2 separate regions of the Homo sapiens genome follow, and region 1 is linked to region 2. A link is a contact called in ENCODE Hi-C data. All regions are on one chromosome and are shown on one strand. Each heading gives the region's core, a stretch centred on a gene start or an enhancer-like site at or near the end of the contact. The rest is flanking DNA. Distances are from core to core; before and after follow the strand shown.

Region 1 (5,430 bases), core at 2,842-5,341, 480 kb before region 2:
ACAGGCTAAAGAGTTCTAAGCAGTGTGGGACCTCTGCCCACACTGATAACATTTATTTTCCAACTCTGACTTCTGAAACTGGAGAAATAACCAGAGTAGATCTGCAGAACACTTTAGTTACACTGAGAGGAACCAGAGCCAAACTCCAATGGTCACATAACTGGCAGACAGTAGTGAGAGTAGCAGAGTTTGGGGTCTCCAGTGTCCAGCAGTTCCCCCAAAGTCTGGTTATATCCCCTTCCCTCATTAACAGTCACCCTAATAAACAGCCACAGGTCCCTGTGGGAAGATTGGGAGGACAATTGACAGTGTACATTGTTGGCTATGTCGCAAGATCTCCTTAAGGAGACTGGTCCTCCTCTCTTTCCCAGAGGCACTGAGTCTACAAACTGGTTCAAAGCTAGGAATTGGGTGAGGGGCTAGGACCTACTATTGTGGTGATTCCACTAGCCAGATCTAGAGCTTTTCCATCTATGCAAAACAGGTGAGATTGCTTTAGTCTGGCCATCTATTTCTGCTCAAGGAATATCATGATCAACAGCCAAGACAGTGATTTCTGTGGGTCATACTTGCTGGGCGAGGTTTCAGAGCCCTAGCATCAGAAAGTGGTCATCTCACGGGTTGATAAGAGAATTTACTGATGACAGTATAGGTTTGAAGAAGGAAAGTTTTATTAAAAAGAAAGAATGCTGCAGAAGAGGACAGCGGGGCTCCTCAGCGAGACAGGACAGAGCAAGCCGGTGGATTTTTCCTTAAGGGTATTTATGGACCTTAAAGTGGGAGCTAAATGGTAGTTTGCATGATAAATGATTTCATTTGTAGACATTTTGGTGCCTTAATGTCAGCAAGAGTTGCACAATGAATTTCAGCATGCATGGATTCTGGAGATGTATGAAAATTCTAGTTACTTATAAATTTTAAGTTGAAAAGAGGCCTGGAACCAGTTTCGGACTTCAGATAATAGAGAGGTCTAATTACTTCTAAATTCCTCAAATAAGGAGTCTTTTGGCTCCAGGTAGCCTACTTGATGGTCACCAGGTGGTTTTTGCTCTCCTCAATACTATTCTGATGACTACTTCAGCTCTGATAACCTTTACAATAGCCACACCCATCTTGTCTTTGATAATTAAATAGCGCCCCTTGGTCCCTGCCAGCCCCTCTCATCATCACCACTAAAGTCAGAGTCCTATCCAATGGCAGCCATGCCCAGTGCCACTCCTGGCGCACTACAGAGCTACTCAAGGATGCTGGGCTTCCTCTCACAAGTGTGTCTCAGCAGCCTTGGGAAAGGGAGTGGCCTCTGGGCCCTCTGTGGGGAAGCAGTTAGGGAGTGTGTGAGCCAGTCTCCTACAATCTGTTCTCCCTAAGCCTTTGGATACTTCTGCTTCACTGATGACATCCAACGTTGTCCTGTTCCCACTTGTTGGAAAAGTCTGGTCCAAGAATTGTTGCCTTATTTTCATCATGACAAATCAAAAACCCCAGAGAGTCCATGTTGCATCCAAACCACACCTCCCTGGCTGTTTCTCAAACTTTAAAATAATTCAAACATCCCATGTTAGACAAAGTGCCCCAGGTTGTATAAAAAGGCCTGCTCACAGGCCATGAAATAAATAATGGCATCAATACCAAACATTTAGAAGAGAAGGGTGACTCAGGCAATCTTAGCATAAGATCCTCTAGGGTGAGGTCTGCTGTGACCAGGAGCATCCTGGCAGGACATCAGCATGAAGATTCCAGCTTGAGCTCCCCTGACCCACCCCCCAGTTCCACCTTCTTCCTTCAATCAGGGAAGTTTAAAAAAGGAAGGTGAGGAATTTGGGCCTCTTGGAGCAGAAATAGTTCCAGAGCTTGTAACCCCTTCACCCTTGATTTTAACTTTTGACATTCCTGAGAGTAAAACACAGAGGTTTTAAGGGGTGGTAGTGTTAGTGTCATGTACAGGAATCTGCATCTGACTCCCCACTACACCTAGGGGTGACCTTGCCTGCAAGCCTTTTTTTTTTTTTTGACTTGGGTGTTTTGGCCAAACTAACGCAGGTTGTCAAATGATTCATTCCAGGAATCTTTTAAAACTGTGAGTCAGATCATGTAGCTCCTCTGTGAAACCTTGGGTTAGCTTCACATTTCACTTGGAATAAAGCACATAGATTATTCCACTGGATGTAGGCCCTCGGTGCTCAGCACCCCTTCCCTCCCTGACTCATTTCCTACCCCCAACCCTCCCACCCCGTCCCCTGGCTCACTGCCATCCAGAAACACTGGTCTCCTTGCTCTTCTTCAAAACACCTGGACCCTCGCACTGGCCTTTCCCTCTGCTTATCGTGCCCCTCCCCCTGACCTCTTAATATTTGCCTGAATGTCACCTAAGTGCCACCCTGATGGGCCCATTTTAAAGTGCATACTCCACCCCCATTTCTGCTGCTTTTTTCCATGGTGCATGTCGCCTTCTAATATATTGTATACTTTATTTATTTTGTTATTGTCTGTCTCCCCCACTGGAATAAAAGTTCCATGAGGGCAGGCAGGTTTATCTCTGTTGTCCCTGCTAAATTCCTAACCCCTAGAAAATGTCTGGCATGGTAGGTGATCAATAATGATCAATGGGGCTGGGGCTCAGTGGCTCACGCCTGTAATCCCAGCACTTTGGGAGGCTGAGGCGAGTGGATCACTCGAGGTCAGGAGTTTGAGACCAGCCTGGCCAACATGGCGAAACCCCACCTCTACTAAAAATACAAAATTAGTCAGGTGTGTTGGCGCATGCCTGTAATCTCAGCTACTCAGAAGGCTGAGGCAGGAGAATCTCTTGAACCCAGGAGGCAGAGGTTGCAGTGAGCCGAGATGGTGCCACTGCACTCCAGCCTGGGTGACAGAGCGAGACTCCCTCTCAAAAAAAAAAACTAAACAACAAAAAAGCCAAAACCAAAACAAACAAAGAAAAAACAATAATGGTCCATGGAAGAGCTAGTTGTGTGGCCAGTTTGACTGCTTTCCTTCTCTACCAAACCGGAACAATCTTGCCATGATTAATATGATTACTGTGTTTAGAAATTGTCCCAGCCTGGTAAAACATACAGATTCAGCAATTAACATTTCTACAGCATTTCTTTTTAAAATTCTTTAATTATAAACACACATGGGTGGTTAAAGCGAGAAGTTTTCACTCCATCTAAGCTTGCCATATGTTTCTTGTAAAAATAAGTTAATCTTGTCCCGCTAATAATGGGCTTCATCATTCGCTTGGGAGAGGCTTCAAGTAAAATGATGATTGTAAATAATGGGCTTCATCATTCGCTTGGGGGAGGCTTCAAGTAAAATGATGATTGTAACTCCTTTCACACTAAATGTATAATAACTTTACGAAAGTGGCCCACATTTAACCACACAGATATGCCTTGAGTGAGAATTCTATACCCGAAGATAAGCAGCATTTGTTTACAACAAGAGGAGGACACATTTCCCAGGCCCCCATCTTAATGTTCTTTTTGCCAAATGAAAGCTTTAGCCCATGAATTACTTAGTTTTTACAGTCTATGTTGAATTAAGACAGCTTTGTTATATTCTGGAAATTGATTACAAAGTAGATACATTGATGAATTGGGAAATTAATCGGATCAAAGTTATTCTTTATTTGCCAGATACTGACTTAGACCTCCATAGGCCCATTGAATATAGAAGGAAACACTTGGGGACACTGTAGAGATAGGAAGTGGAGGGCACTGGATGTCAGGAAGGAGGGGCTCCAGCCAAGCTTCAGGGATAAGGTGCACTGAGGGCAAGACCAGAGGGAAGAGGAAGCCATGCACGTGGAGGAGGGCGAGCACTGCGGAGAGAAGACAGGCAAAAGCCCCAAGGGGGAAATCAGTTTGACACCTCAGCCTCCTTTTTGACTTCTCTCCTTTCTCCCCTTGGCTGGAATCCAGACTGCTCATCCTGGCCCAGAAGCCAGCCTCCCTTTCTGGGAGATCCAGGGACTTCCCAGCCCTTGGTCTGACTGGACATCTCAGAGTAACTCTGCCCCAAAAACTGTGGTTGCCATGGACTCTAAAACTAGTTCTCCAGGTAAACAAAACTACTTTGCTCACCCACATACAGGAAACGGCAGATTTCTGGCCTTTCAACACAGGTTTTCCTCTGCCGGCAAACTCCAGCATCCAGCAGAGGTGTTGGCAAGACTCCACCTGTTTCCTGGCAGAAGCCCCAAACCACCCCACCTCACACCGGCACAAAGGAGCTCAAACCATGAAATATAAGGAAGAGCGGAGCTCCATGAAGGACAATCTGTGTGTGTTCATTCTGTTCCATTTCTCACAGGCTTGGTACACGTCATCATGAATGACCAAGCTGGACTCCCACCTCCATCCTCATCCCTGCCATTTGGGGATGGAAAGAGGGGAGTCCCCTCCTCCAGAGCCAGGCTAGGATTACAGATTAGGGACGTGTAGTCCAGGCCAGCCCCCACTCTCCAGCAGGCTCGCCCCACCCTGGAGGGAAAGCATCACAGGTAGTGGGGGAAAGAAGCCAGGCTGTGGGCCCAGCAGCTTTTCTAATGGCCAACAGTGTGCAGGCTACAGGCTCTGCTGAAATGGGTCCAGGTTTGTGAATGCATTAATGTTTTTAACTATTGTTTCCGATTTATCTCAGCCTCAGTTCTAGCACTTCCCAATTCTGTGCTCATAAGCAAGATTGGCTATTTATTTAAACAGAAATAGCATACAGAGGAAATTTAAAGGATTCTAGAAAGTCAAGGTGAACCAAAATCTCACTGAGTTATCCACTGCCTTCTCTCTGCAGTCTTTTCTTATTGTGGGGCTGCTGTATGCATTGTGTCAGGTACCTTCTACTTGTAACTTTATTTAACTGTCATTGCAATGACATGAGATGAGTCTTAGTGTTCACATCTTACAGAGGAAAGAACTGAGGCTCAGAAAGGTAGAGACACCTGCCCTAACACACAGCTGTGAAGGAGCTGGACCTGGACAAAAGGAGTGTATGGTTTTAGGGTGAGAATAGACTGCTCTTTGTGAAATCCATGCAAAGATGCCTGAAAGAGGAATAAATATTTACTGGATAGTTGTGGATGAGTTAAATTTTGTAATCCACCCTCTTAGGATGAAAGCACACGGTATCAGGATTGCATTATGTTCCTGGTAGGAAATGGGTCAACAGGAGTAGGAAGGGTGCCAGAAAGATGCAAGCCCAGAAGAGGTCTTTGCTGACTCTATGTGTTTGTTTGCCCCAGGCTGACTGAGCTGGCTTTTCGTCTCAGAGATAAGGTGAGAGATGCCTGCATTAGTCAGCACTTGCTCATAGTCCAGCTTCCTATCCTGCCTGGCAACCGGCTGGCCTGATGCATGAAGTAGAAAGCCACCCAAGCAGTGGGAAAGGAAGCGAACCAACAGGCCTGCCATTAAAAATCTCCCCACCCCA
Region 2 (5,423 bases), core at 262-2,761:
TTTTTTTTTGAGATGGAGTCTCACTCTGTTGCCCAGGCTGGAGTGCAGTGGCGTGGTCTTGGCTCACTGCAACCTCCGCCTCCCAGGTTCAAGCAATTCCCCTGCCTCTGCCTCCATATAACTGGGATTACCGGTGTGCGCCACAACACCTGGCTAATTTTTGTATTTTTAGTAGAAATGGGGTTTCACCCATGTTTGCCAGGCTGGTCTCAAACTCCTGATCTCAAGTGACCACCCGCCTCGGCCTCCCAAAGTGCTGAGATTACAGATGTGAGCCACCGTGCCCAGCCCAGACTTATGCTTACTCAGGGGGAGTCCGGCTATAATGCAGCCCTCATTTTCCAAGGTGGGTGACCAGAAAGTATCTTGTTTACTCATCAGCAAGAAGGCCTGGGAGGAGCGGAGGGCAGGGGTCTGGGCACGACAAGAAAGGACAGAGGAACTGTGCTTGAGAGAAATCTACCCAAGAAATAGCCACTCACATCCTAAGAAACACAGGGTAGTTTCACTAAAACCTCATCAGTTTGGCATCTCTCTTCCCTTTCCATTTCTTCCTACTGGGTAGTCCAAACTAGAGTTTGTGCTTTGAGTCCTGGCTGAGCTGCCAAGCAATTTGCCTCCGGAAGCCTCTGCTTCCTCATCTCTGTAATGGGTCTGAATCGCCTATTGCCAAATTATGGACGGAGCAAAGCAAAATCAGGTAAGGAATAGCATTTTGTAAACTCGAAAGTGTTAGGCATTACTAGTTCCTTTTCTTCAGGGTAGCCTTTGCAGAACCACTGGAAAAAGAGTTTGCTAAGCAAATGAAGGGTGTCGCCACCTGGGCAGAGGGAAGGTTTTGCCTAGAAAACTATTCTCTGGCATTTCAAAATAAACATTTGACCGCCATCACAAATGATTCTTAAATCATTCTTCCAGGGCCGGGTGCAGTGGCTCACGCCTGTAATCCCAGCACTTTGGGAGGCCGAAGCGGGCAGACAGCTTGAGCCCAGGAGTCCGAGACCAGCCTGGACAACACGGTGAAATCCCCTCTCTACAAAAAAACACAAAAATTAGCTGGGTCTGGTGGCACGTGCCTGTAGTTCCAGCTACTCTGGAGGCTGAAGTGGGAGTTTGATCCCGGGAGGTTGAGGCTGCAGTGAGCCATGATTGAGCCACTGCACCCCAGCCTGGGCCACCAAGCAAGACCCTGTCTCAAAAAAAAAAAAATCATTCTTCCCCTAAGTCACCCAGGAACCCCTGCATGACAGGGCCTCATTTGACCACACCTGGATTGGAATGTCCCACACGTAGTTGGCTCTGAAGAAATGTAAGGCTGCAGGACTGCTCCAGGGCCTCAGCTGGGAACCCCGCCCATCCCTGCCTTGAATGGAACCTGTAATAAGCCTAGTTTCCTAAAGCTCCCGGGGAGGCAGGATCAGTGGTTGAGAGCCAGGCTTTTGTGGCTGCGTTGAGTACTAGTCACAACTCACCGGCTGTGTGCCCTTGGGCAAGTCACTTCATGGTAGCCTCTGCAAGCCTTCCGTTTCTCATCCATACAACAGGGACGGGGAAAGCCCCTCCTCACAGGGTTGCTGTGAGGATTACATGATTCCAAGCACTGAATAATGCCCAGCATTCAGGGAGTCTTCATAAAGTATTGGCTGTCACGCTCAGGGAAGAAAACCAAATCTAACTATGAAAAGCCAGTTTCCTCGGCGTAGCCTCATTGTGAGCTTTGGTGCCAGAGATGGACTCAACTGAATGGTGGCTTTTCTCCGTGAGCATCCTCTGGGCCTGAGAAAGGACAGCTAGAGGGGCCTTTGGCCTACGCCTCAGCGGACTCAGGTTTCGGCTGATACTCGGTGGCAAGTTCCTGAAGAAGAGCCAGTAAGGCTTGTCACAAAGGTCGATGGTAAGCGAGGCCACCCACCCACACCGCTGAAGCTGCCATGAGCTGTGACCCCAGCTGAGAGACCACAGGCGGACCAGCGAGGTTCCTGCGCATGCGCTATGCTGCTCACTTCCCGGCATTGAGGCGCTGCACCCAGCCTCCCCTCCTGGCGGGGACCCTCAGCCCCAGACACAGCCACTAGCCTAGGCATAATTCAGTGTTCCAGCTTACTTAGGAGAGCCCGGGAGTTCATTTCAAAATGTCAAATGATCCTTGGTGACTAATGGCCCCTGCTGTGCTGAATATCTTCACAGAGGCTGTCCTTCCGCACCCCCAGGGCTCTGCACTCCGGAAACATCTATCTTGGTGTCTGTGGCAAGGAGCTGCCATGTCGTCAGATCGCCCAAAAAAGCCAGGGAGCCACAGAACTGCCTAGATCCTGCTGGGGTGAGCACTGGGGAAGTCTTGGCCAGAAGGCATTCTCTAGGAATGGAGGATGGGAACACATAAATTCAACCACCCAGAAAAAATAAGCAGAACGCTGGACAAGTGGATCTCACAGGGTGTACTCAGAAAACAATTGGATTATTTTATCATTTCCCCCTATAGTTTGCCCATTGAAACCTGCTCTGTGAAGATAGCTCTGATCCCACACATGCGTGAATTTCCAGCAGGTTCTATACCTCTCCTGCTCACTCCCAATTTTAAAAAGTCCTGTAGCCACTGTTTAAAATTTTTCATTGTGGAAATTTTCACACATCACCAGAAAAAAGACAATGGTACGGTGGATTGCCGTGTAACCAATCACAGCCATGTTGTTGTTATATGAATTCCCACCTCACCCCAACACATTTTTTTTTCTGGAATTTTTTTTTTTTTTTAATTGAGATGGAGTCTTGCTCTGTCACCAGGCTGGAGTGCAGTGGCGTGATCTCGGCTCACTGCAACCTCTGCCTCCCGGGTTCAAACGATTCCCCTGCTTCAGCCTCCTGAGTAGCTGGGACTACAGGCGCGCACCACCATGCCTGGCTAATTTTTGGTATTTTAGTAGAGGCAGGGTTTTACCATGTTGGCCAGGATGGTCTTGATCTCCTGACCTCGTGATCCGCCCACCTCGGCCTCCCGAAGTGTCAGGATTACAGGCGTGAGCCACCACGCCCAGCCTCTGGAATGTTTTAAAGCAAACCCTCTGATTAATTTTAGAAACACAAACTGCCTTAGTTCAGTAATGAGTAAATCCACACCAGCAGAATGATCCAGGACTCTCAAAACTTCACTTTCAGCTAAAGCTTATGCTGCAGCCTGGGAGCCTGCCTTTCAGCAGGGGGCCTGGGTGGGTGTTGCCTGTGTTCCCCACCTCAAGTTTCTCTTCCTTGCCCTCACAGCTGCCTATGGCTACTTCAGGGTCAAGAGCAGTGGGATAGTGAAGAGGGGCGATGTTCCCACTGGCCCTGACCGGCTAGAGGCAGTGTCAGCTACGAGTCCCAGAGCGGGCTCTTACTCTGTGCTCCCTGGGTCTTGCCTACTCAGAGCTGGCACAGAGCTGACTGCTGGACTGGACAACAGTGCATGAGCTGAGTAAACTGAGCCCGGGATTAAGAGGGGAGTCTGATCGCTGATGGTGGAAACAGATACTGGAGTCCCTCCTTACCTGCAGGGGATATGTTCCAAGCCCCCTAGTGGATGCTTGAAACCACAGGTAGTATGGAACCCTACCATCCTATATAGGGTAGGGTTACTACCCTACTATCCTATAAGGTTTGTTTTTTCCTACACATACATACCTATGGTGAATGTTAATTTATAAATTAGCCACAGTAAGAGATTAACAATAACAATAATAAAATAGAACATTTATAACAATATGCCAATATCACTACTCTTGCACTTTTGGGAGCATTATTAAGGCAAAGAAGAGTTACTGGGACACAAACACTGTGATTCTGTGACAGTGGATCTGATAACTGAGGCGTCTCTAAGTGACTAACTTGGTGGGGAGTGTCGGCAGCATGGACATGCTGGAAAAGGGATGATTCACATCCCGGGCAGGACAGAGCAGGACAGCACAGTATTTCATCATGCTCATCACGCTACTCAGAACAGCCACGATTTAAAACTTACGAATTGTTTATTAGCAGAATTTCCATTTGGTGTTTTTGGACCGAGGCTGACCTCGGGTAACTGAAACTGTGCGTGGATAAGGGGGACTACTGTACTATCTGATTGCTGGGCTGGACAGCAGTGTGTGCCAGGTAAGCTGAGTATGCTGTGGTCGTCTTTCACTATGAAGTTTTTTTTTTTTTTTTTTTTTTTTTGAGACAGAGTCTCTCGCTTTATCACCCACGCTGGAGTGCAGTGGCACGATCTCGGCTCACTGCAACCTCTGCCTCCTGGGTTCAAGTGACTCTTATGCCTCAGCTCCCAAGTAGCTAGGACTACAGGCGTACGCCACCATGCCAGGCTAATTTTTGTATTTCTAGTAGAGATGGGGTCTCAAATTCCTGACCTCAAGTGATCCACCTTGGCTTCCCAAAGTGTTGGGATTACAGGTGTGAGCCACCACATGTGGCCGATGAAGACATTTTCTCAGTGGAAAGAAAAATGTGGCCGAGGGAAGGCAGGGAGAATATGAACTGCTTTACCTACTGGGGGAGATGCAGGATTCTCTTCCTGCTTAGGTAATCTAGCAACTCTCTTGGGAATGTGGCAGTTGCTGGCACTTCTTGCCTTGGAACTGCGCTTTCCGATTTGGTAGCCACTAGCCACAGGTGGCCATGGAGTGCCTGAAATGTGCTGTGAGTGTAAGACACAGACTGGAGTTCCAAAACTTGGGGTGAAAAAGTAATGTAAGATATCCCATTAATATGTTTATATTGATCACATATTGAACTGATATGTTTATATGTTGCATTAAATGAAATGCATTATTAACATTAACTTTACCTATTTATTTTTAATTTTTATTTTTTTAAAATTTTTAATATATTTTTGAGACAGGGTCTGTCTCTGTCACCCAGGCTGGCGTACAGTGGCGTGATCTAACTCACTGCCACCTCTGCCTGCCAGCCTCAAGCAATCCTCCCACCTCAGCCTCCTGAGTAGCTGGGACTACAGGCACCCACCACCACACCCAGCTAATTTTTAATTTTTTTAATGTGACTACTAGAGATTTAAAATTACCTCTGCAGTGCACTCTTAGAGACTCAGCTAAAACCATGAGTGAAGTTATTACCTTTAGAAAAACTCCTTCCCCACCCCCCAAACTTGGTCTTGGAGCCAGTGAAGGTTTGAGCTGGATGAGTGTCTAGTTGGACCCCTTCACATTACAGATGATAGAACTGAGGACTAGAGACGAATGACCTGCTCAGCTTGCAGTCAACCATGTGCACTTAAGCTATGTCAAGCTGTTGCTGAAAAACGGTGGAAAAGGTGGGTGACAAACTTGCAGAAAATGCTTAGTACATTTATATTTCAAAATGAAATCTTTCAGTGTCTCTCACAGAATGACAGCTGAGGGGCGGGAGGGCTGGACTGCGGACCTTCCCCACGG

Evidence for each region. Hi-C counts contacts between places; a loop is a spot of excess contacts on that map.
Region 1: a map of mammary epithelial cell shows a loop between it and region 2 (2.4-fold over the local background). The contact joins two enhancer-like sites. A Hi-C loop is called at or near these places in 2 of 168 maps with a recorded cell type or tissue (MCF 10A and mammary epithelial cell).

Annotation. Positions count from the first base shown.
Region 1 is chr18:51,614,037-51,619,466 of GRCh38, reverse strand. No RefSeq gene overlaps it. Among named protein-coding and RNA genes, the nearest start is that of LINC01630, 220 kb to the right of the region's middle. Within about 2 kb of position 4,091, at least 3 of the 41 ENCODE cell types and tissues checked have a DNase peak (open chromatin) inside an H3K27ac peak, as active enhancers do; they include mammary epithelial cell, where a contact is called at or near this core.
Region 2 is chr18:51,134,044-51,139,466 of GRCh38, reverse strand. No RefSeq gene overlaps it. Among named protein-coding and RNA genes, the nearest start is that of MEX3C, 61 kb to the left of the region's middle. RefSeq lists enhancers at 576-1,554, 1,555-2,534. Within about 2 kb of position 1,511, at least 3 of the 41 ENCODE cell types and tissues checked have a DNase peak (open chromatin) inside an H3K27ac peak, as active enhancers do; they include mammary epithelial cell, where a contact is called at or near this core.